3 separate regions of the Homo sapiens genome follow, and regions 1 and 3 are each linked to region 2. The links are chromatin loops, found by intact Hi-C in ENCODE. Cell type or tissue: CD4-positive, alpha-beta T cell. All regions are shown on one strand.

Region 1 (8,000 bases), 110 kb after region 2:
TTCGGGTGCCTGGCTGCCTGAATAAACCCATTTAGCCACTTGGTGATGCCAGCATATGCTCCTGCCACCTACTGAACCACCTCTCCTCTTGCCAACATCTCACAATTCCCCTCATTCCTCAGCACCTGGCTTGTGATGCTGCTTCACGGGGACGTCGCTGCGCCCTGCACAGGATGGCTGGGCTGTCCCCTTCCCTGCACTCCCTGTGTACCTCCAGTCTAATCATCAACTCACTGCTCTACCATGCTGGGTCTATGAGCCTTCTCCACTAGACTGGGTCCCTACCAAGGACAGCAGCTGCACCCCTCTCATCTCTGTTCTCCAGGTGCTGACCCCAGTGCCTGGCCCCCTGGACTGAGCTTGGGTGCACGTTTGTTAAAGAATGCCTGCTGGGCGGCGACAGGCATTCTGCAGCGAATTAGCATGCACAGGTTTGATCCTAGCAGATGTTTGCTTAACATCATCCTTGGGTGTTAAAATAAAAACTTGCATAGCATTTGACATTTGCTTATTTCAAAGTGTGGTGGAAAAGGGGATTTTGGAATCTCAGCTCTCCTCCTCTCTGTTCGGCCTTAGGCAAGTCATCCAACCTCTCGCCTCATTTAACAGGTGAATTGCCTGTTCACATAGCGGTGTTATTAAATGAGGTAATGGCTAGGAAAGGTTTAGCACAATGCTTAATACATAATCAACACGTGACAAATGTAGCGAGTGTAATGACTGCAGCTGAAAATAGCTGTCCATTAATGAGTATGCTTCTCTTTTTATTCCATAGCCCCGTGGAGTGGCACCTCAGAGGCCACAGGTTTGAGAACACATCACTTACTACACTGACCAGTTGGACACATGGCCTCACCTCCAGAGCTTGGCTCCTCAAATGCAGGGCAGGGCTGGGTTGTGCCAAAGTGAAAGGCTCTCCACTCAAAGACCTCCTGGCCCCAATCTCTGCTCCATCACTTCCTGTGTGACCCTGGGCAAGTCACTTAAACTCTCTGTGCCTAACTACTCAAAACAGTTCCTGGAACAGTAAGTGCTCAGTAAATACTAGCTGGCTAAAAGTTCATAGAATAAAAAGGCAGAATCAGGAAGTGTTGTTCCTCTTAGCCTGCACGGATCGTGATTCTTTTATTTTTCTCCCATCTATCATTCCAGTATCATGTAAATTCAGATACTTAAATTCTTTAACTTGATAAAGAATTTTAAGTGAGATCTAAATTAAAGCAATTTCTGGATTGCTTCTGCTACATTCCATTTGGCATGCTGACTTGCTAACCTGATATGGTCTTTTGTTGTTGCTTGTTTGTTTGTTTGTTGTCCTATACATAAAGCTTTACTAAGAGAGGAGAAAACAGAACAAGGTCCATTTGTGCCCAAACATGGGATGGATGGATGGTTCTGTCCTGTTAATGCTGATTAGTATAACATGTGGCAAGTAGAACCGTTTTGTAAGAGATTATGATAAGATCTTTAGAAAACCAGACTGCAGCCAGATGTGGTGGCTCACTCCTGTAATCCCAGCACTTTGGGAGGTCGAGGTGGGAGGATCACTTGAGGTCAGGAGTTCAAGACCAGCCTGGGCAACATGGTGAAACCCCATCTACTAAAAATATAAAAATTAGCTGGGCACGGTGGCACCTGTCTGTAATCCCAGCTACTCGGGAGGCTGAGGCAGGAGAATCATCTGAGCCTGGGAGGCAGAGGCTGCAGTGAACCGAGATTGGCCACTGCACTCCAGCCTGGGTGACAGAGCAAGACTCCTTCTCAAAAAAAAAAAAAAAAAAAAGAAAGAAAACCAGACTGCAAGCTCTCTGAGGGCAGGACAGTAGCTGCCTTTGCTTCCCACTATTTCCCAAGTACCAAACGCAATGCCTGACACATATTAGGTGCTGAATACTTCTTGAATAAATCAGAAAATGACTTAGATGTAAAAGTAACATCTTTGTTGCTTGATTCAACATAGCTTACTCATTTCATTGGTCCAGTTATAGATTCTGTTAGATATGAGTTCTAAATTTCTTTTCAAAGAATCAATATGTCAGTATGTTCAATTCTTTGCCTTCTACTTTTAATCTTAACTTCCTCGTAAAGCAACCTGTTTCGATTACCTGCTCCACCCTGACTCATTCCAATTACGTGCTTCACCCTGACTCCTTCCAACTACCTGCTCCACCCTGACTCATTCCGATTACCTGCTTCACCCTGACTCATTCGGATTATTACCTGCTCTACCCAGACTCATTCGGATTACCTGCTCCACCCTGACTCCTTCCGATGACCTGCTCCACCCTGACTCATTCCAATTACCTACTCTACCCTGACTCATTCTGATTCCGTCCCCTGTCATAACCATTTTTCCCGCCAAACCACTCACCCCGTCACTCTCTTTAAATTAGCCAATCAGAATTAGTTTAACCTGTGCAGTCTAACCCTAGCCAATAGGGGAAGGACACAGCAGCAGGGGCCATGGGCTTCAGGGATAAGAACCCCTTCCCCTCTCTTGTCCAAGTGTGCACTCACCATTGCTCCATCTGTAAGGGTGCACCCTTCTATAGAAGTAACTTGCCTTGCTGAGAATTAAAAAGAAAATTTTATATTCGAGTGCTATTTCTTTTGCAGCACCGAAACTTTATTTATAACAATTCCCTGTCACTTCCTGAGGTCTCCCAGGAGATACACCCCTTAGAACTAGAAAAGAAAAGAAGGAAGGTTGCTTTTCGTCAGTTTCTGGAAGCAACCCCGCTAGCCCATCACTGGTGGAAGCAGAGGGATCTCGTGATGTGGAGCCGTCAGGGTGTGTGACTCCAGGTGAAGTCAGGCAGTGTTTGCTTGTTTCAGCTGTGCAGCGTGGACACACTTCAGAAGTAAAAGGTACCCGCAGGTGACAGAGGAAAAAGAGGAAAAGGTTGTCCCAACAGATAAACTCGTGGGCCGCTTGCTCAGTCCAGGAGGCAGGGCTTTGCCTTTGGGTTAGAATCTTAGAGCCACAGGCAGAAGGAGGCCTAGGCGGGTCTGAGAGGCTTTAAATTCCCTTCATCATGGGTCACGGGTCTTTTAAATTCCTTTCCATCCGACTTGACTCGCCAAAGCCACTGTTGTTCAGCTACTCTGAAGGGAGAGATGATCAGTTTTAGGATCATGTCCACCTACAGCCGGTTACTGAACCCTCTTCTGGGAAGGCGATCACCATCTGGGAACTGATAAGGATGACTCTTTGGACCTTCAAAGAGGGGACCCAAATTTGAGGCTGTGTCCTCCCAGCAGAGGTAGCCAGTAGGTCCTGCCCAACTCCACATTTTGACAGGCTCAAAGGCAGTGATATGAAGGGTTAGGACAGGGGCCACTCAGGGACACTCCCTTTCTGACATCTTGGAGCTGAGTAACTACCTATCAGGACAAGTGAAGGAGTCAAAACCTGTTTGGAACTCAAAGAGTGAAAACTCCTGCTTAGATTGAATTGAAATGAGAAAAAGCAGCCCTGTCATTAATCAGGCAGGGAGGAGAAGCATAGAGGAAGCCGGCTGCAGAGTTAGCAGAACAAACTGCTTCTCTCAAGGTCATGCAGGGGTTGGAAAAGCCACAGCGACACTCTCTTTGGGGGATCAACAGCTTTCTTATCGAGAACACCACAGACTTCCCTTGTATTTTCATTTGTGGGGTAGGGGGTGGCCCACACCCAGTTGTTGCCTGGTCAAGTTGACAAACATCAGGAAGCTGCCGCCCTCCATCTTCTCTCACTTCTCAGAGAGTCAGAAAGGCAGCCAGGCAGGGCTGGAGAGCTAGGTTCACTTTGTATAAAATTTTAACACATAGAATGAAAGCAGATGATAGCACATTGATGTGGCCAGGATTCCCCACAGAGAGGTTACCATAGAGGAGGCTCCTGAGAGGCCACCTTGCCTTCCCTGTGCTGCCGGGCAGGAGGGTCTGCAGGCAGAAGGAGTTTCCCCAGCCCAGCAATGACAGCAAAATGAAAGTGCTGGCCCAGCACCCACAGCATCATCCTGAGGCCATCAGAATGACAGCTGACCTCCCTCGGGGGAGCTCCTAGGCAAAGCAGGGAAGAAGAAGGAAGAAGGAATAGAAGAAGGAAAGATTGTTTTGTTTTACAGTTTGAAAATACAATGTGCAAAAAGTACTTTATGCATAAGGAGGGGGAAATTCAAATTCAGGCCTCACCTAGCAGGTCAGCTAGCAGTCACACACCTGGAGACAGTTTCCAGTGCTGGCAGAAAAGTGAATCAGTCTGCTAGTGTCTGGGATTAGAATGGCATACACAGGAAAGCCCACAAAATCAGCAGGTCGTATACCTTTCAGGGTGGAGATTCAGAAACACCGGCCTCTAGTAGGTCTCCTTTTATGACTCATGTGCCAAAGACTGCTCTGTCCCACTAGGTTGTCTTGTTAGGTTTTCAGACCTACCTGGTGACACCTTGGTCAATAAGCACATGAACAGATTCAAAATTGAGGCACCCTTACCCAGAGGAGGTGCTAAAGCACAAGCCCCCAACCCAGATGGAAGACCTGACTGCCTTTTTGCCCCAAGGCTCGGCTGGGTGGAATATCTGCTTCCTCTCGGGAAAGTAGAGTTGAGGACTCCCATTCTCCGTGGTCGTTAATTTCAGACAGGTTCTAGTAATCACATGACTTGCTCTGCAGTTTCTCCAGCAACTCGGAGCTCCCAACCCTCTTGCACGCACAGCCCTTGCTGCCGCTGTTCCTGACCTGTTACCAGGCCCTGATCCCATCTTCCAGATAGGAGCAGACCAACTTCTGCCAGGCCTCCTGGCCACTGCCAAATCCCTTCTCGAGTAGCAAATCTGAAGTGACTTACACATCCTGAAGTATGTTACAAATGTTTATTATTATTCCAGCGAGAAACAGATATCATTTTCACCACTACACGCAGTAGTGTTGTAAGAGGCAATATAGAGCTCACTCTCCTTTTTTGAGCGTTACACAAATACAGCGGCAAACACTCATCAAGTGTGGGATGCGGTGGGGGTGGTGAAAGGAAGTAACAACTTCCCAAGAGGAAAATAAAAAATTCTAAACCCTTTATTAGAAAACTATTGGAATCTTGGTCAACTCTATTCCATCCCCTTTACTTCAAATGTAGCTGAGTGTGTTGAAGTTACCTGTCCAAGTGATGAACCAATGGGAAGAAAGATCAAGACACCCTCGCCACCACCGGTCCCCCTGACTCTTCCTCCTCCCCTGGACACAAATTCCAATTTCAATCCTAAATTTGATGTGCTTTAAGGAATTTCTAAAGCACTTTCAGACGGAGTATCTCATTCTGCATTATGAAGCAACCATTGTAATTGGCCCTGTTATTTGGACTCAGAGAGTTTCTGTGGCTCGCCAAAGGTGACGCAGCCTGTAGCAGGGGAGGCAGGATGTGTAATTTTGCAGGCTGGTGCTCCAAATTCTCACTCCCTTCTTGCCACCATGTGGCCTTCCCCATTCAAGGAAGATGTGTAGCTGTGCATCCAACAGCCGTTTAAAACCATAAGCATCACAGTCCAGGAATATTCAGTGGCAGGCTCCAGCTCATAGAGCCTGTTCACAGCAACACTGAATTTGGACGCAGGGCGCCAGGGCTGGGGGTGTGGGGTGGTGGTGTCCACTGTGTTTCATTTCATTTTACTGGCCCTTTCCAGGACAATTAGGTCACTGGCAATCCTTCCCACCCCCTGCCTTTTTTTTTTTTTTTTTTTAACCCTGACATTAATAGATTCTCCTAATCTTTCTGTTTTGTTTTGAAACCCACAATGTCAGAGAGGTAAAAAAAAAAAAAAAAGCCAGTCTTGGCCACCTTTCCCTAGAGATTAAATGGCATATCCTGCTTAGTGGAAAGGCAATGAAATTCTACCCTTCACCCCACTTCTTCCAACTTTCTTCCTTCTTTTTACCTAACGAAGCCGGCTCCATCCTCCCTTCCTCCTTCAGCATGCCAAGCCAGCCTGACTTGGCCTTTCCTGCCTACAAATCTAGGCAAAAATAAGACAAAGCAACCCTCTAAAAATCATCCATCGAGATTACATTACTTTCAAGTTGTTATTTATGAGGTTGGTTGCTGCCACTAGAATAAAATTCTCTGCTCAGTGTCTCGGTGTGTCCTGCTGTTAGCCAAGCTGTCTTTACTGCTTGTTTTGTCTCTATTTGTCTTTTGTATCAGCATGGCCTTTTGCATGAGAGCTTTACCACGCCAGGGCTGGTAACTGCTTTGAACTTACTTGGTAACACACCAAGCTCTTAACAAATATTTAATGAGAAAAGAGACAAAGCCATAGCTCTGCTAGAGGAAAGCGAACACAGAGATGGAAGGGCTCCGTGTCTCAAGGAAACATTTTTTTCTGCCGTTTCCTTAGAAAATCAGCTGCAAATCATGAATGCTGATGACTGTCTAAGCTCAGAGTGACTCATACACCAGAAGACACAATTAAAGCCATGAACAGTTTCTATCTTAACTCAGAGGGAAGCAGAGGAGAGTTACAGCATAGACGCTGCAGAGTCATCTGCTAGTTAAGCTGCTGAATTCCCCACAAACTGTCTCCTCCTCTGGCTGATCAGTGGCCCAGCAAGGCTTCCTAAACACTCTTTTTACATGGCCTTGGTTACTGTGAAATAATTGACAGAGGAAGTCTGTCAATTATTTAGAGCAAGGAAAAGGAACCAGGAAAAGCGAACAGCCCTGCTAACACCTATGGGGATACCAGAAACGGAGAATCCTGGCGAGGATTCTCTCAAACCTGGGGATAGTTTGCACTGGCTTATCACCATGAGGTGCCCACGAGCCACCCAGGATCATCACCCTCCCTTTCTACTGTATTCTCTTTTTCCAGTAGCCAGGACTCCTCCTCTAGAGGGAGGAATCTTCCCTTCCCGCTTCGGATTGTTTAAAAATGCTTCCACTATCGCTTGGCCCAAAGCCCTAGGAAGCCTTCCTCCGGGGACATAGGCAAAGGTCATTGCTGGGGTGCATCTGGATGGAGGTGCTTCCTCTGGGGAAGAAGGCACAGAGCATCACTGGGTATACCTGGATGGAGGTGCTTCTAGGTCCTTCAGTGACATTAGACTACCTACCCTTCATTGCACCCGGCATTGAGATGCCAGTTGTCTTAGATGGTTAATTCTTGAGTTTCATTTGGAGTTTGTTCTAAATAATTTAATTAATTTGTGATGGATAAAAATCTGCCTTGCTTTCTGAATTTGTTGCCCATCTTAATTTCCACCAGAAACAAATACACTAATGCATCCTGAGAAAAATATCTCCACAATCCTGCCATAAACTTAGCAAGTCTTTACCATCAATCAAAAAAAAATATAGTACTCTTGTGGACTCTGATTCCAAATCCTGTTTCTTATTTCTTAACTCCAAATGAGAAATCCAATTCGTAACCATCCACTTGAAATTTGGGTAGGGGTTATGACAGTAGAAACATACAGGATTTCACACTGCAAACTAACAGATTTTGGAATCTCCATAGGTGTATGCAAGTCACATAAATGCAGGTTTCAATGAAAAAGCGTAATCAGTATTGCTTTGTTAAATTTAAATTCTGCTTAAATAGAGACCAACTGCTAGAGGGTAAAAAGACATTTAAAATTATAAACATCTTTTAAATCTCAGTCAACTGTCTCCTTTCCCTTGATTACACAAACTTATCTCTCTTCAAACAGCTACAGTTCCTGTCCAAATCATCTCCTACTGTCTCTGCCCTGTTTGGACAAGTTTTTCCTTTTTCTATACCACCGTAGAAGGGTACATACTTGGAGACCAATGTTGAGTGAAGTCTATGACAAGGAAAAGTACATTGTATCATATTGGATTGAATTGGTGGTTGTACCCAACAGGCCAGAGACAAATAGACTAAAGTTGCTGTTTTACAATTATAACTCAATCTTAGGATCTTATGAACACTTTCAAGACATATTTCTATAAAGCATTGTAATACAAGACATGGAAGCTCTTGCACTCAAACTATATCCAAAATAGT
Region 2 (8,000 bases):
ACAATATTAATTTATTGCTTGGCTCTATTAATACATGTTGATGTGTTTATAACCCATTACTCTCAACATATCTGTGACTTTTAAAGCATACATGGCACCTGAAGTCATCACTCGTGCCAAAGGAGAGGGCCATGGGCGTGCGGCCGACATCTGGAGTCTGGGGTGTGTTGTCATAGAGATGGTGACTGGCAAGGTAAGCGGAGCCCCCACACCTGGCGGAGCAACTTCAGAAGGGCACTGTGCATTAACAGAACAGTAGTTATGGATTGATTATTTATTACAAACACTGTGGACACTAAATAGCGAACGATATTAGATACAAAAATCTGATCCATCAAAAGATTAAGACAAATGACAAACCAGGAAACAAATATTTGTAAGATATCTGCCACAGAGAACTCTTATGAGTGAATTTAAGAAGCATAAACCTCTAATTAAAACACAGGGAAGCAAGCAGTTACAAAAAGCAACATTAAGTTGGAAACATGTCCACACAAAAACCCGCACATGAATGTTTACAGCAGCTTTATTCATAATTACCAAAACTTGGAAGCAACCAACATGTTCTTCAGTAGATTATTCATACAAAGGAGTATACTGAGCTTTAGATAAAAAGAAACACCCTGTCGAGCCACAGAAAGACATGGAGGAACCTTCAATGCATGTGGCTAAGTGATGAAAGATGCCAGTCTAAAAAGCCTGCACACTGAGCGATTCCATTTAACGACATTGGGGAAGAGGCAAAACCACAGGGACAGTAGAAAGATGAGTGGTTGCCAGGGACGTGGGGGAACAGAGAGACGAGTAAGTGGAGTACACAGAATTTTTAGGGGAGTAAACCTACTCTGTAGGATACACTGATGATAGATACATGTTAGTATGTGTATGTCCAAACCCATAGAATGTGCAACAGAGTGAACCCTGATGTAAACTATGGACTTCAGTTAACAGTAGTGCATTGACATTGGTTCATCAGTTCTAAAAAATGGAGCACACTAACGCGAACTACACATAGTAGAGGAAACTGTGGGACAGGGAGGGGGATATGGGAAGTCTCTGTACCTTCCAGTTAATTTTTCTATAAACCCAAAACTGCTCTAAAAAGATTGTCTGTTAACAAAAGAAAACATGAAAAGATGACAGCCTCATTAACCAGAATTATATATTTAAATTGAAATCATTTTTTTTTTTACTTAGCATATGAGTGACTTTTTTTTTTTTTTTTTTTTTTTTTGAGATGGAGTCTCGCTCTGTCGCCAGGCAGGAGTGCAAGTGGCATGATCTCGGCTCACTGCAACCTCCGCCTCCCGGGTTCAAGCAATTCTTCTGCCTCAGCCTCCCAAGTAGCTGGGATTACAGGCACCTGCCACCATGCCTGGCTAAGTTTTGTACTTTGGTAGAGACAGGGTTTCACTGTGTTGGCCAGGCTGGTCTCGAACTCCTGACCTCATGATCCGCCTGCCTCAGCCTCCCGAAGTGCTGAGTGACATTTTTAAAGATTGAGAATACTATCTTTTAGAGAGTATATAAAGAAACACACATGTTTTGGACAGAAATTCCATGTGGTAGGGCTGCTCCGGAGACATTTCCAATCTCTATCAAAATTTTAAATGTGCATAGCACTTAAACCAAGAAGTTTTCTGCTTCTGAAAATGTATCTTATGATGATAATATTAATGAGCAGTTATACAAATGTAAAAAGACACGCATGAACTGCACATGGTAGCTTACCGTACACATACAGTATTATAGCAAAAAAGTTAGAAACCTTCATTTCTAAGTTAAAAGTTAGTGTTAAGTTACTAGTAGGAAATCAGTTAATTATAATGTAGCTATGCCTTGCAGCTGCTGAAACAGATCACATATAAGTGCTCAGTAAATATTAGCTAGCATTATTTCTATTAGCATTAAAATAGAAAGGCAGTTGTGATATCTGTGTTATTCCAGTAAAGCCACACATAAAAGAACAGGTTCTCATATTGAAGAATACATATTGGCAATGACGAAACAATAGTTTAGAAATTAGAATGCCATACACACTTAGTTCCTTCCCCTGTGAATCTCATTTTTCATAGGATCATAATGAAATAAGCTTTGCACTAATGCAATTTTTATTTTTCAATAAGGTAGCATATTAACCATCCCTATAAGAGAATTGGGTTTTATAGACTTTTTTATGTCATTTTATATATTTTTTAGTTGCATGATGATGGCTTCTAGATACTGTTGGACTAAATAGTGCACCCCAAATGGAGTAGGCAAACTATGCTGGCCACCTGTTTTATAAATAAAGTTTTGTTGGAACAGTCATATTCATTTATGTGTTGTCCATAGCTGCTACCATGCTGCCATGAGATTAGTGAATAGTTGTGATAGAGATCATATGGCCTGTCAACCTAAAATATTGTTTGGCCCTTTCAGTAAAAATTTGCTGTCCCCTGATATATATTAATGATGAGATGCTTAAAAACAGACTGAACATTTGCGTTGTTTGTGGCTGTGTAATATTAAAATCTGATTTTTTAAAAACATCTTTTTTAGAGGCCTTGGCATGAGTATGAGCACAACTTTCAAATTATGTATAAAGTGGGGATGGGACATAAGCCACCAATCCCTGAAAGATTAAGCCCTGAAGGAAAGGACTTCCTTTCTCACTGCCTTGAGAGTGACCCAAAGATGAGATGGACCGCCAGCCAGCTCCTCGACCATTCGTTTGTCAAGGTTTGGCAGATTACTGGATAGTCTTTTTCATGTTTAAGTGTTTAAGTTCTGTTTTGCATCAAGACGTTAATGAAATTTTGAAACTTTAAAGTAGCTATATCTGAAGTGGAAAGGAACTAAATGTATTATTATGCCAGGGATTTTTGTATGTGTTTTTTCATTTGGAAAATGTTCATTGAGGTTCTTCCACTTGATCTGTTTTGATGGTGCATTTAAGATACACCAGAGACAGTAAAATGGACTTTTAGATGGGACTGGATGAAAGAGTTTCCACTCTTGAGAGTGTATAGTCTACTTGGAGGGTCAAGACGGTAATGACTAATCATTATACTGAGAGCTGTGATAATGGTATATAAGGTTACTCAGAAGAGGAATTTAATTAAGTCAGCCAATCTCAGTTCTTTTTTCTCTAGAATGAGGTACCTTAGTTGTTTAAGAGCCACAGCCAGGTCAGAAGTGGGGGAGGGGGCATGGAAGACAAAGTAAAGAAACTTGGAAACGCTCACCCTTCCGGGAGAGTGGGATGGTCACAGAGCCCTGTGTAGGTAGATCCTGGTGAACACAGGATGTGGACAAGGGCAGGAAGATAAGGCTAGAACAGTAACCAGGAGCAACATGAAGGAGTTTCCATTTTATTATAAACATAAATGATGACATAGAGTTTTAGAAAGATCACTCTAGAGGCAAAGGAATTGAGAAGGTTCTGATACAGCCAAGGGGTTGGGAGAGGGCGTTCCGGGTGAGTGAACAGCGGCATTTAAGAGTTAGAGTGCCGTGGCTGACCCCTGATTGGATGTGAAAGGTGAGTGAGGGGAGGAGTCTAGAGTGGCTCCCAGGTTTCTGGTTTGTGTCATCAGGTCACAGACTCTATTTGCCAGGGTAGGGAAAGAAGCAGCTGGGTGAGGGGTGGGTCGGGAGGTGGTGGGTCCTCTTTGGTGGATGAAGCTTGGGGTACATTTGGAGCATCTGCTTGGAGATTTCACATGGGCATTTGGATACCTGGGGCTGGCACTCAAGAGGGATTTTGGGTAGGGCACAGGTGTGGGAGACAGAAGTATTGCTGGGAGGGTCCACAGAGGACAAGGGGATGAGAACAGAGCCCTGGAGAAAAGAGCCTTGCAAGGGCCCTGCAGGAGAGAGTCCCTGGGAAAGGAAAGGAAGGGGCAGAAGAGTGGGGTGATGCTCTTATTGGTAAGTGGGAGTAAGGGGCAAGCAGCAGGATCAGCTATGGAGACATTAGGGATTTGTAATTAAATAACAATTTATGTCTTAGTTATGAAGTGCATAACAATTTATATTGACCTGAGAGTGCATATAGGCGTTTTAGAAAATGCTTTCATTAGTCAGTTCCCAGGCTTAACTTTAGAGCAGTAACTTACCTCTGCCATTGTTCATTACATTTCTTAAGCCTTGCCCTCTGTGCCCAGTACAGTGCTGGGAGCATCAGGATGAGTGGATGGGGCCTTCCCCGTAAGACTCATACTGCGCGTATGCACAAGCACACACCTGGCTCTGCAAGAGCTCAGCTCTCTCCTGCTTCCTCACAGGTTTGCACAGATGAAGAATGAAGCCTAGTAGAATATGGACTTGGAAAATTCTCTTAATCACTACTGTATGTAATATTTACATAAAGACTGTGCTGAGAAGCAGTATAAGCCTTTTTAACCTTCCAAGACTGAAGACTGCACAGGTGACAAGCGTCACTTCTCCTGCTGCTCCTGTTTGTCTGATGTGGCAAAAGGCCCTCTGGAGGGCTGGTGGCCACGAGGTTAAAGAAGCTGCATGTTAAGTGCCATTACTACTGTACACGGACCATCGCCTCTGTCTCCTCCGTGTCTCGCGCGACTGAGAACCGTGACATCAGCGTAGTGTTTTGACCTTTCTAGGTTCAAAAGAAGTTGTAGTGTTATCAGGCGTCCCATACCTTGTTTTTAATCTCCTGTTTGTTGAGTGCACTGACTGTGAAACCTTTACCTTTTTTGTTGTTGTTGGCAAGCTGCAGGTTTGTAATGCAAAAGGCTGATTACTGAAATTTAAGAAAAAGGTTCTTTTTTCAATAAATGGTTTATTTTAGGAAAGCTCAGTTATATTGTCTTTTAATGGTTAACACTTATGAGCCAACGCAGTATGATACAGAAGTCTGTCATTTTCACTCATCTGTTCCTCAAAAGGAGGAGCACAATCACGTGTGCTAAAGATGGTCACTGGGTTCGGCGTCTCTTTAGGATCGCCTCGCTGAAAAGCAAAGGAAATAAATGAAGCAACACTAATGACGTAAGGTGGTTCCTTTTAAGTAGTTTCTATTAACCAGCAAGTTTATAACAGATACAAGTTTAAGCCTTGTTATCACATGTTGGGAGTTCACTTTATTTTTAAACCAAGATGTTTAGGTGCTAGGTCAGTGTAATTACTGCTGAATGATCTGATGAGAAAGCATCTTTTTCAGAAGTAAACATTTCAGCATTTAGCTTTCCAAAACAGCCCAAATTATACATCATTGGTGTTTTTTTTGTTTTTGTTTTTGCTATTAAATTTTTTAAAAAGATTGACCATAGAGCTTCCTGAAATCTTTTTGGAAGATCACTGACTCTCACTCCTTACACATAGCCATTGACCCTGGGCAAGTAATTTCTCAAGCAGGTTTTGTATTAATCTTCCTTCAGAAGAGTAGATCCCTTCAGCCAAGAAGTTAATGTCCAGAGAATATTGGCATCACAAAAGGATTTATACAACCACTTAGAATTTTAAGACTTCTTAAAATACAGCTTTTTGAGTTATATTTTGCATAATATTTGAAGGGTACAATTCAGTAACTTTTAGTATAGTTACATAGTTGTGCAATCATCACCACAGTCCAATTGTAGAACATTCCCATAACCCCCAAAAGAAATCTCATGTCCATTTGCGGTCACTCCCCATTCTCACCCCTAGCCTTAGGTAACCACTAAACGATTTCCTATTTCTATAGATTTTCCTATTCTGGACATTTCATATACATAGAGTTTTATAATATGTGGTATTTTGTATCTTCTTTCACTTCGCATATTTCTGAGATTGATCCATGTTGTAGCGGGTTTCAGTACGTCCATTCCTTTTTATTACTGAGACTGTTAGACTGCCACACATTTATTTATCCATTTGCTAGTTGATTGGGTTGTGCCCACTTTTTGGTTATTATAAATAATGCTGCTTTGAATATTCCCATAGAAGTCTTTGTACAAAAATGTTTTCATTTTTCTTGGGAGTAGATTTGCTGGGTCATGTGGTATATCTATGTTCAACATTTTCAGAAACTTCCAAACTGTTTTCCAAAGTGGTACACCATCTTATACCCCCACTAGCAATGTGTGAGGGTTCCAGCTTCTCCATCCCCTCTCCAATACTTGCAATTGTGCTTTTTTTTTTTTATAATGTCCATTCTAGTTAATGTAAAGTAGTATCCTGTTTTGATTTGCATTTCCCTAAACTTCCAAACTGTTTTCCAAAGTGGTGCACCATCTTATACCCTCCGACTAGCAATGTATGAGGGTTCCAACTTCTCCATACCCTCTCCAATACTTGCAATTGTGCTTTTTTTTGATAATGTCCATTCTAGTTAACGTGAAGAGGTATCCTGTTTTGATTTGCATTTCCCTAATGATAGTGAACATCTTTTCGTGTGCTTGTTGGATATCTTCTTTGGTGAAACATCTATTCAAATCATTTTAAAATTGGGTTATTCATCATCTTATTATTGGTTTGTAATAGTTTTTTTATGTGTTCTGGATATAGGTCCTTACAGGACATATGATTTGCAAATGTTTTTTTTTCCCCAGTCTGTGGCTTGTCTTTTCATTTTGTTTTAACAATGTCTTTTGAAAAAGTACTATTTAAAAATTTTTTTTGAAGTCCAGTTTATCAACTTAGTCCTTGTTGCTTGTGCTCTCGATATCATATCTAAGAAATCATTGCCTGACCCAAGGTCACAAAGATTTACATCTATGTTTTTTTCTAAGAGTTTTGGAGTTTTAGCACTTACATTAGGCCTGTCATCTATTTTTGATTTTTGTGTATGATATCACATAAGGGTCCACATTCATTCTTCTGCATGTGGATATTTGGTCCAATATCATTTGTTGAAAAGGCTATTCCTTGTTGAAAATCAGTTGACCATAAATGAAAAGGTTTATTTCTGGACTTCCAATTATATTCCATTAATCTCTATGTTTATCTTACGCCATACTGTCTTATACCATCCTGTATTGGTTACTATAGCTTTGTATTTAGTTTTAAAAATGGGAAGTGTGCGTCCTCCAATTTTGTTCTTCTTTTTCAGGTTCATTTTGGCTATTTGGGGTAATTTGCATTTCCATATGAATTTTAGGATCATTTTGTCAATTTCTACATAAAAGCAAAACAAAACCACCTGTGATTTGGATTGGATTGCAAAGAATCTGTAGAACAACTTGGGGAGTATTGTTTTCTTAATCTGAAGTCTTTCAGTCTGTTAACACAGGATATATCTCCATTTATGTAGGTATTTCTTCAGCACTGCTTTGTGATTTTTGTCGTATACCTCTTGGACTTAAGTTTATTCCTAAGTATTATTTTTATTGCTACTATGGGTGAAAATAATAAATTCATTTCCAGATTGTTCATTGCCCCCCCTGATATATACATATGTGTGTGTGTGTGTGTGTATGTGTGTGCTCTCCACACACATACACACAGAGTACACACACACACATATATATATAGAGTGTGGATATATATACACACACATATATATAGAGTGTGGATATATATACACACACACACAATTGATTTTTATATGTTTATCTCTTATCCTACGCTGAATTCATTTTATAGTTCTATTAGTTGTTTTTGTAGGCTCCATAGGATTTTCTACAAATAATGCTTTCCATGAATAAAAAGTTTTACTTCTTCCTTTACATTCTAGACTCTAGATACCTTTCATTTCTTTTTCTTGCTTAATTGCACTGGCTAGACCTTCCAGTACAGTGTTGAATAGTGGTGATGAGAATGGACGTCCTTGTCATATTTTTGACATTTTTATCTTAGCTGGAAATTACTCATTCTTTCACCATTAAGTATGGTATTACACGTTTTTCATTAATGCCCTTTTTCCATTGGAGGAAGTTCGCTTCTATTTCTGGTTTGTTGAGAGCATTTTTGTCATGAATGGTGTTTTGTCAGATGCTCTTTATTGAGATGATTGTAAGGTTTTCTACTTTACTGTGTTGTAATATGGTATATTACATTAATTGATTTGGGGGTGT
Region 3 (8,000 bases), 190 kb before region 2:
CTTTGGAGGTGATGAGGGTTAGATCAGCTCATGAGGGTGTGGTTCCTATGATGGGATTAGTGCCCGTAACGGAAGAGGAAGACAGCAATCTACACACATACACTCACACACCCCGTCCCTTTCCCTCCTCGCAGAAGCCGAGGAGATGCCATGTGAGGGTGCAGCGAGGAGTTGGGCTGTCTAAAAGCAAAGAAAGAGATTGCATCAGACACCGCATCTGCTGACACCTTGTTCTTGGACTTCCAGCTTCCAAAACCGCGAGAAATAAATGTCTGTGTCTAAACCCCAACCCTACCACCTCAACTGCCGTGTGTGGTGTTTTGTGATGGCAGCCCCAGCTGACTGAGACACCTGGTTAGACCGGAATAAGCAGGTGAGGAGTACTGGGGGAGGGGTGAGAGAAGAAACTAGACTGGGCCAGATGACTGGGGGAGGGGAGACTGCCTTGCTAAATATTGTGCATTTTAACCCAAAGGCCATGACAAGCCACCAAGGCAGGGTATGCCACAAACTTGGGGAGCCCCAGACACCTTGGAAAAGACAATGTCATTTGTGGAGAAAATGCCCCCCCCCCCACACACACACACTTTTCAAAGATCATCTGACCTTTATGAAAGAATAGGTCCTCTGGTTCTTAGTGTTAGAGCTCAGTAAGCAAAGGTGGTTGCTTGAATTTGTAAAAGCCCTTTTTTGAATCCAACAGTACCTGAGTCCCTTAAGAGTGGCCAAAGAAGAAAGAATCCACTGAGTTGACATTCCAGTTCAGTAAGTTGTAGGGACATTGTTTCGAAAGAATCTGCAGGCAAGGGAACACCAACCCGTAACTCACCTCAAGCCCAGTCCTTTCCAGAACCTTTGCCTGTCTGTGAGCAGTGATGGATTATTGCAAATGTTGTTTAGTTTCATTTGACCTACTTTGCAAAACCAAGTTTCAATATATGAGTAACTGTGGGAGCTAAGGCCACTGCATTTGATCTCTCTGAATATCCTTTCTACCCACCAGGCTGCAATCGGTAGCAGTCACCATTGAACATCCTTGAAGCAATTCTTCCAAAATTACCTTGCATCAAAGACTGCACAAGAACTGCTCTAAGCGGAAGGACTGATGTCGGCAACCAGGGTTCCACCAGGGGCTGCAGACAGCCCTTGACCTTCAGGTGGGAAGGTGTCACTGAGTTCAGACCCTCTGGCAATCCCTAGCTATCAACATTTTGATAAGAAAATAAGTGGAAAGGTAAAATTAGACAAAGACATTATTACCTTAGAGGACAATTAAGCATTGGTGGCTAATCTAAACATATCCTTACAATTTTTATTTTAGTACTAGCTATGATTTATTGTAGGTTTTCCATCTGTGCCAGGCACTAACAGCACTATGAATTGCCTATACCACGCTACAATCACCAGATTTTTCTCTTTTATTATTACCACTTATAGATCAGGACATTGAAACTCATTTGCCCAAAGTATGCCAATGGAAATTGGTGGAGCCAGGTTCTAACCCAAATATCTAGGTCTTAAGTGATTACTTTTAACCACTGTACTGCAATTTACTACTGGGAGGAGGAATAATAATATCTATACTTGATTGATTAATGCCTACATACTAATCACTTTACTAAGCTCTTTTTTAAATGTTTCATTTCATTTGTAATTGACACATAGCAATTGTACATATTTATGGGGTTCAGTGTGATGTTTCAGTGCATGGATATATTGTATAATGATCAATTAGGGTAATCAGCATATCTATCACTTTAAACATTTATCCTTTCTTTGTGGTGAGAAAATTCAAAATCTTCTCTTCTAGTTATTTTGAAATATACAATATATTATTATTAGCTATAGTCACCCTAGTGTGTAATAGAACACCAGAATTTATTATTTCTGTCTAACTGGAATTTTGAAACCATGGACCAACTTCTCTTCTCTCCCCAACTACCTTCCTCGTCCTCTGGTACCACTATTCTACTCTAATTATATGAGATCAAGCTTTCAAAAAAAAATGCTTGTCAACAAATAATAATTGTACATATTCATAAGGTACATAAGATGTTTCAATACATATAATGTATAGTGATCAAATCAGGGTAATTAGCATATATGTCATCTCAAATGTTTATCATTTATTATATATTTGTGTTGGAAACATTCAACATCCTCCTTTTAGCTATTTGACACTATTCACTATACTACTGTTGACATTCTACAGTGGTGTAGAACACTAGAACTATTCCTCTTTTCAAGCTGTAATTTGTAGCCTTTAACAACTCTCTCCCTATCCCTCCCTTCCTGGGACCCTTCTCAGCCTCTAGTATCTTCTGTTTACTTTTTACTTCTTGAGATCAACTTCTTTTAGCTGCCACCTATGAGTGAGAACATACAGTGTTAATCTTTCTGCTCCTGGCTTGTTTAACATAATGTACTCTAGCTTCATCCATGTTGCTGCAAATAATAGGATTTCATTATTTTTTATAGCTGAATAGTATTCCATGGTATGTATATGCCACATTTTCTTTATCCATTCATGTGTGGTCAGACAACTAGGTTGATTCCATGTCTTGGTTATTGTGAACAGAGCTGCAATAAACCCGGGGCTGCAGATGACTCTGTGATATAATGATTTCCATTCTGTTGGATAAATGCCCCGTAGTGAGATTGCTGGATCATATGGTACTTCTATTTGTAGTTTTTTGAGGAACCTCCATACTGTTCTCCAGAGAGATTGTACTAGTTTAAATTCCCACCAACTGTGTAGAAAAGTTCCCTTTTTTTCTGCATCCTCACCAGCATGTGTTATTTTTTGTCTTTCTGATAATAGCCATCCTAACTGGGGTGAGCTAATACCTCATAGTGGTTTTGATTTCCATTTCGCTGATGATTAGTGATATTGAGCACATTTTCATATATTTGTTGGACATTTGTATGACTTCTTTTGAGAAATGTCTGCTCAGATCATTTGCCCGTATTTTAACTGCATTGGTTTTTTGCTGTTGAGATGTTTGAGTTCCTTGTATATTCTGGATACTACTCCCCTGTCCAATTAGTAGTTTACACAACACTAGGCACCATACCAGGTTCTTTACACAGGTTATTTCATTTACTCCTCACTCCAACCCTATGAGGGAGGTGCTATTGCTACTACTCTCATTTTACCCACAGAGAGTTCAGCAGAGGTTCATAACTTCCCCAAAGTCACACAGCTTTTGTGGCAGATGGAGCAGGGTTGGATGCCAGAGCCAGGCCCTCTAGCCCCACGCCTCGCTGCTGCAGGAGCCCGCCCATCTGCAGTCACTGCCACAGGCATCAATGGTAGTACCCAGATTAAGGATTTATTGAGCACCTACTGTATTCACAGAACTCTGATCAGTCTGAAAGCCCAAGCAATGAAGCAAACAAAGCCAAGGAATGATAGAAATCACAGAGTTCAAACCAGAGTCTAGGGCCTGAAGTGCACAGCATGGGCCAGGTTAAAGTGAATGAAACATTCCTATTTTGATCCTTTTCATTATTTATCATTCATACCCATAAATACCTTTAAGGGGATTAGTTTTAGTTGCAAAGTGAACAACAAGTAGGCAACAAATTAGCTCTTCCAACATTTTCTTCTCCTGAAAAGGCTCTTTGAAAGCCCTGTTTTGCAGAAACTTGCTCCTTTTGCATGACGGGTAAATCGTAGGAGACCTGGTAGATTATGCTACAAACTTAATGTGGAAAGGTTGCTTCATCCAAGATCCTGGAGTTTTCGTAGACATTGTCCTGATACTTCCCCTTGGGCAATACCAGCGCCTGCAGGCAACAGCTCTGACGCACTTAAGACTTAAATACTACCCACAGAAGTGCTGGCTTGGCTGGGAAAACCTTTTGCTAAATAGAAGAACAACATTTTTTTTTCTTTTCTGGAATTTGCAAACAGCATTTATTCTCAGCCTTGCCTTCCAAACGTTCCAATTGGACATTGCTGGGCAGCGTGGAAGCAGAAGCGAACGTCACCCAGGCCGGCAGGGGGCGGCACACCCCACACTTCGCTGCGCGCCCTCGCCTCCTTGGGAGGGAGTGTCCAGCTCCCAAAACCTGTCGTGGGTTTTGTCCCAAGTGACTTCAGCCAGCAGATGGTTCAAGTCCTGAGGCTGCAAAATTCGGGGTGGAAGGAGTGGGGCGTAAGGCTGAGAGTGGGGAGAGCAATCCAGGGGCGCCAGGGTGGGAGCCGCAGCGGGCCCGCGGCCGCCCGGAGGACACTGATGCTTCTGGAGCTCGCGAAGGGTCCCCCGCGGGAGAGGAACAAGGCCGCTTGCGCTCCGCAGAGGCGCAGGCACGGGGCTGGGGCCCGGGGCGGGGGCGCGGGTGGGCGGACCCCTCCCGCAAGCCCATGATGGCCAGGCCAAGGCCGCTGGGAAAGGCAGGACGCTCGCCCATGCGCTGCCAGCTGGGCTTTTCTCCTTCGCCCGCCCTGTGTTCCAGGGCGCGACCCCGTTCGGTCCAGCCGCTGGCTCCGGGGCTGAACCCCAGGTAGGTGGGTCGGAGCCCCTGAGAGAACTGGGGCTTGAGGGCGTTTCTGCTTCCAAGCGCAAGCACGGGGAGCCCTGATGCTCCAGCCCCTGGACACTGGATTGGAAACTGGCAAGGGTAGGAGATGTTTTGCAGGAGGCCGCCCTCTGTCTTCCTCTGTTCTAACACCTGCTGGACACAGGGAATCCTGATACCTGTATTTTTTACCAGAAAAAAATTCTAACAGCAGAAAAGTCAATGTGATGGGTTACGCCTCCTTAACGTGCCCCATTTGACCTTGTAAGCTTCCTTCCACAGGCTGACCTTGTTTTGTGCAATCAGTGTGATCTTTTGTCAGCTATGCAAAACAGTTTTTGTTTACTGAATCTGGTTTAAAAGGCAAGAAGTTGCTTCCCATAGGGCACTTTGATCCTTGGTGTAGGGCACTTTGATCCTCGGTGGAAAGGGATGTGTATGCCTTGAAACATGGAGAGTCACATGCGATGCTTGGTTTTGTGTAGAACTAACATGAGATAATCTTTTCACTGGTTTTCAGAATTGTGGAGAATTCACTTAGGAAAATAAGCATGTGTATCAATGGATGACTAATATGGACATGTACTTTAACTGATTTCACAGAAGCAGTGCTCCTGATATTTTGAGACACTAATTTTATTTGGTTCTTCTTTACCATATGATCAATTAGCTGCTTACCTCATAAGTTACAGAGGGAGAAGGTACTTCCTGTTTTCTCTTTATATCTCTTGTCCCTTATTTAAAGAAGCAATAGGGCACGTGCAGTGCCTCACTCCTGTAATCCCAGCACTTTGGGAGGCCAAGACAGGAGAACTGCTTGAGCACAGGAGTTCAAGACCAGTCTGGGCAACATGGCAAGACCTCATCTCTACAAAAAATACCAAAAAAATTATCCGGGTGTGGTGGCCGCACGCCTGTAGCCCCAGCTACTCGGGAGCTGAGGTAGGAGGATGATTGAGCCCAGGAGGACAAGGCTGCAGTGAGCCAAGATTGCACCACTGCACTACAGCCTGGGCAGCAGAGCGAGAGCTTGTGCCAAAAAAAAAAATATTTTTTAAAAAAAGAAGTAATAAAGGAGAAATCTTTTTGCTACGTTTAACTTATCCTCCACTATTCTAAAGTTTAAGCTTCAATAATTTATAAGTACAGTGACATTAACACTTTAAAGTTAGCTGATATGCTGATATGCTTAAAAACTGGAAAATATTTCAATTTTAAAAAATTCTAGGTGGGGTATGGTGGCTCATGCCTGTAATCCCAGCACTTTGGGAGGCTGAGGTGGGTAGATCACTAGGTCAGGAGTTCGAGACCAGCCTAACTAACATGGTGAAACCCCATCTCTACTAAAAATACAAAAATTAGCTGGGCATGGTGGCACGCACCTGTAATCCCAGCTACTCAGCAGGTTGAGGCAGAGGAATCGCTCGAACCTGGGAGGCGGAGGTTGTAGTGAGCTGAGATCATGCCGCTGCACTCCAGCCTGGGTGACAGAGACTCGGTCTCAAAAAAAAAAAATTCTATTCCATCTAGTAATTGACGCATATGATACATATGCATACATGTGTAAAAGTGTATATCTATTCATATGTATATGAAATAGGTATATTATACATTGTACTGAGTTTATACTTTTATTGGCCTTTTTGACTTTAAAAGTGGGTTATACAGACCTGTGAAACAAGCAGCAAAAATGAAAACACTGCACTTTTGTGTGATTCCGTAAACACACAAGAATAGTGGAGGTCAGGATCCATGCTGCTGGCCAGGCGTTAAGTTGGCGTTATCAATAATCACTGTAGTCTCTGTGGGTGCTGATGAATCTGAATTCCCCACATGTCGTGCCTTGGGAATTGCTCCTTTGACTAGATTACTGTTTTGAGGTTGACGCTGTTGTGTTTCTTACAAGAGTAGAAAACAAGTGCACAAAAATGGATTTAGGTAAGTGGAAATTTAATGCAGTCACAGCAGTGCCCCACACAAACAAAGTGATCTACAAATGTAGCCTTGATAAGGGTCCCTCGCTAGGCCAGTCGTCACCTACTCCCTCTGCTGGATGACAGCCCTCCGGTATCTGCACTCAGCTCCCACGTTCCTGGAGCTTCTCTTCTCAGACTGCGCAGCGCCCAGAGCTTCAGGTCTCTCCATATCCTTCATCAACACCTCCTGAAAGCGTGAGACCTTGGAGAGGCCCATGTCCTCCAGGTGTGGCCAGGAGAGCTGAGACAGAGCCCTGGGGTCCTTTCTTATCAACCCTTGTTTGGGTGTTCTATTTCTGTTAATCCTCCAAATAGTCATTTTAAAAAATACCATTCATTTTAAACCGGTAGCTCAGCTGTCCTGTGTAAGCTCCACACCCTCAACTCTATAGCTGATTACGTAGTTCATTATTAAGCTAATTTAAGAAATGTTAAATATATGAAAAAGTACAGAGGGAGCAAACATTGAAGCAACTTACCAACTTTCCCACAACCTGCAGTTAACAATTGTGAACATTTTCTCCTTTTAACTTTTCCCCAGTCCCTGGAACTTTCTGGCTCATCCTCTCTTCTCTAACCCAGTCTCCCTCAGCCACAATCATGATGAAGTGTGTACTCATCCAACCTGTTTTGGAACATTTAAAAATTCTTTTAATTAGTTTTTAAAAGTCAACTTTATATATGCTCATAGTTTAAAGAGTCAAAAAGTTCTATAAAAAAGCTTGAATTTCCTTCTCCCCAGAGGCAAACACTTCGACTCTTTAAACTGATCCTGTTGGCATTTACCTTCAAATCTCTAAATAACCTTCTGACCCTGGTACTTCTTTTTTCTCTTTTAATCATTACCTATGGACTTCCCACCCTGCAATATTAGGATTTAATTCTCTTTAATGTACCATCAACAATATACCACACACACACACACACACACACCATACATACACTGTGTGCACACATACCGCACACACCACACACCTCACACAACACACCACACACCCACAACACACCATACACCATGTACACACACAGACCACACACAGATCACCCACCACACGCTGCACACACACACCGTACATACACTATGCACATACACCATGCTTACACCATGCACACACATCATATACACACCTCACACATACCACAAATCCATAACACATATACAGTCACACCATGCACACCACACAGCATGCACACACACACCACACCCACACAGTATGCACACCCTACTTTTCATTGTTTGAGGAACCTCCATTCTGTTTTCCATAATGGCCACAATTTACATTTCCCCCAACAGTGTGCCAAGCTTCCCTTTTCTCCGTATCCTCACCAACACGAGTCATCTTTTGCCTTTTTGATAATAGTCATTCTAGTAGGTTTAAGGTGATATTAGAGTGTAGGTTTTTCTTTTGTTTTGTTTTTTATTTTTAGAGATAGGTCTTACTCTGTCACCCAGGCTGGAGTGCAGAGGTGCGATCATAGCTCACTGTAACTTCAAACTCC

Evidence for each region. Hi-C counts contacts between places; a loop is a spot of excess contacts. Peaks named below come from ENCODE experiments on the same cell type or tissue, not always from the same donor. Only the 100,000 strongest peaks of a DNase experiment are listed, where the experiment ranks them.
Region 1: it touches region 2 in a loop (2.2-fold over the local background); 2 of 110 quality-filtered maps call a loop at or near these places.
Region 3: it touches region 2 in a loop (2.5-fold over the local background); 10 of 110 quality-filtered maps call a loop at or near these places.

Annotation. Positions count from the first base shown.
Region 1 is chr6:161,222,878-161,230,877 of GRCh38, forward strand. All of the region lies in intron 2 of AGPAT4 (1-acylglycerol-3-phosphate O-acyltransferase 4), which reads right to left. Among named protein-coding and RNA genes, the nearest start is that of AGPAT4, 47 kb to the right of the region's middle. RefSeq lists silencers at 259-501, 3,504-3,809. In CD4-positive, alpha-beta T cell, no CTCF peak of the experiment used is centred here; DNase peaks (open chromatin) are centred at 3,744 and 6,484; H3K4me3 peaks cover 923 bases; H3K27ac peaks cover 1,773 bases.
Region 2 is chr6:161,112,582-161,120,581 of GRCh38, forward strand. It overlaps MAP3K4 (mitogen-activated protein kinase kinase kinase 4), which reads left to right. Exons shown (of 27, transcript NM_005922.4): 25 at 87-193; 26 at 2,542-2,721; 27 at 4,269-4,799. The coding sequence ends at 4,289. Among named protein-coding and RNA genes, the nearest start is that of AGPAT4-IT1, 45 kb to the right of the region's middle. RefSeq lists an enhancer at 2,928-2,997. In CD4-positive, alpha-beta T cell, no CTCF peak of the experiment used is centred here; a DNase peak (open chromatin) is centred at 4,940.
Region 3 is chr6:160,926,860-160,934,859 of GRCh38, forward strand. LOC102724087 (a long non-coding RNA gene) reads left to right here. Exons shown (of 6, transcript NR_187757.1): 2 at 247-373; 3 at 1,004-1,157. Among named protein-coding and RNA genes, the nearest start is that of MAP3K4, 61 kb to the right of the region's middle. RefSeq lists an enhancer at 3,858-4,152. In CD4-positive, alpha-beta T cell, a CTCF peak has its summit at 4,002 (motif pointing right); a DNase peak (open chromatin) is centred at 4,012; H3K4me3 peaks cover 333 bases.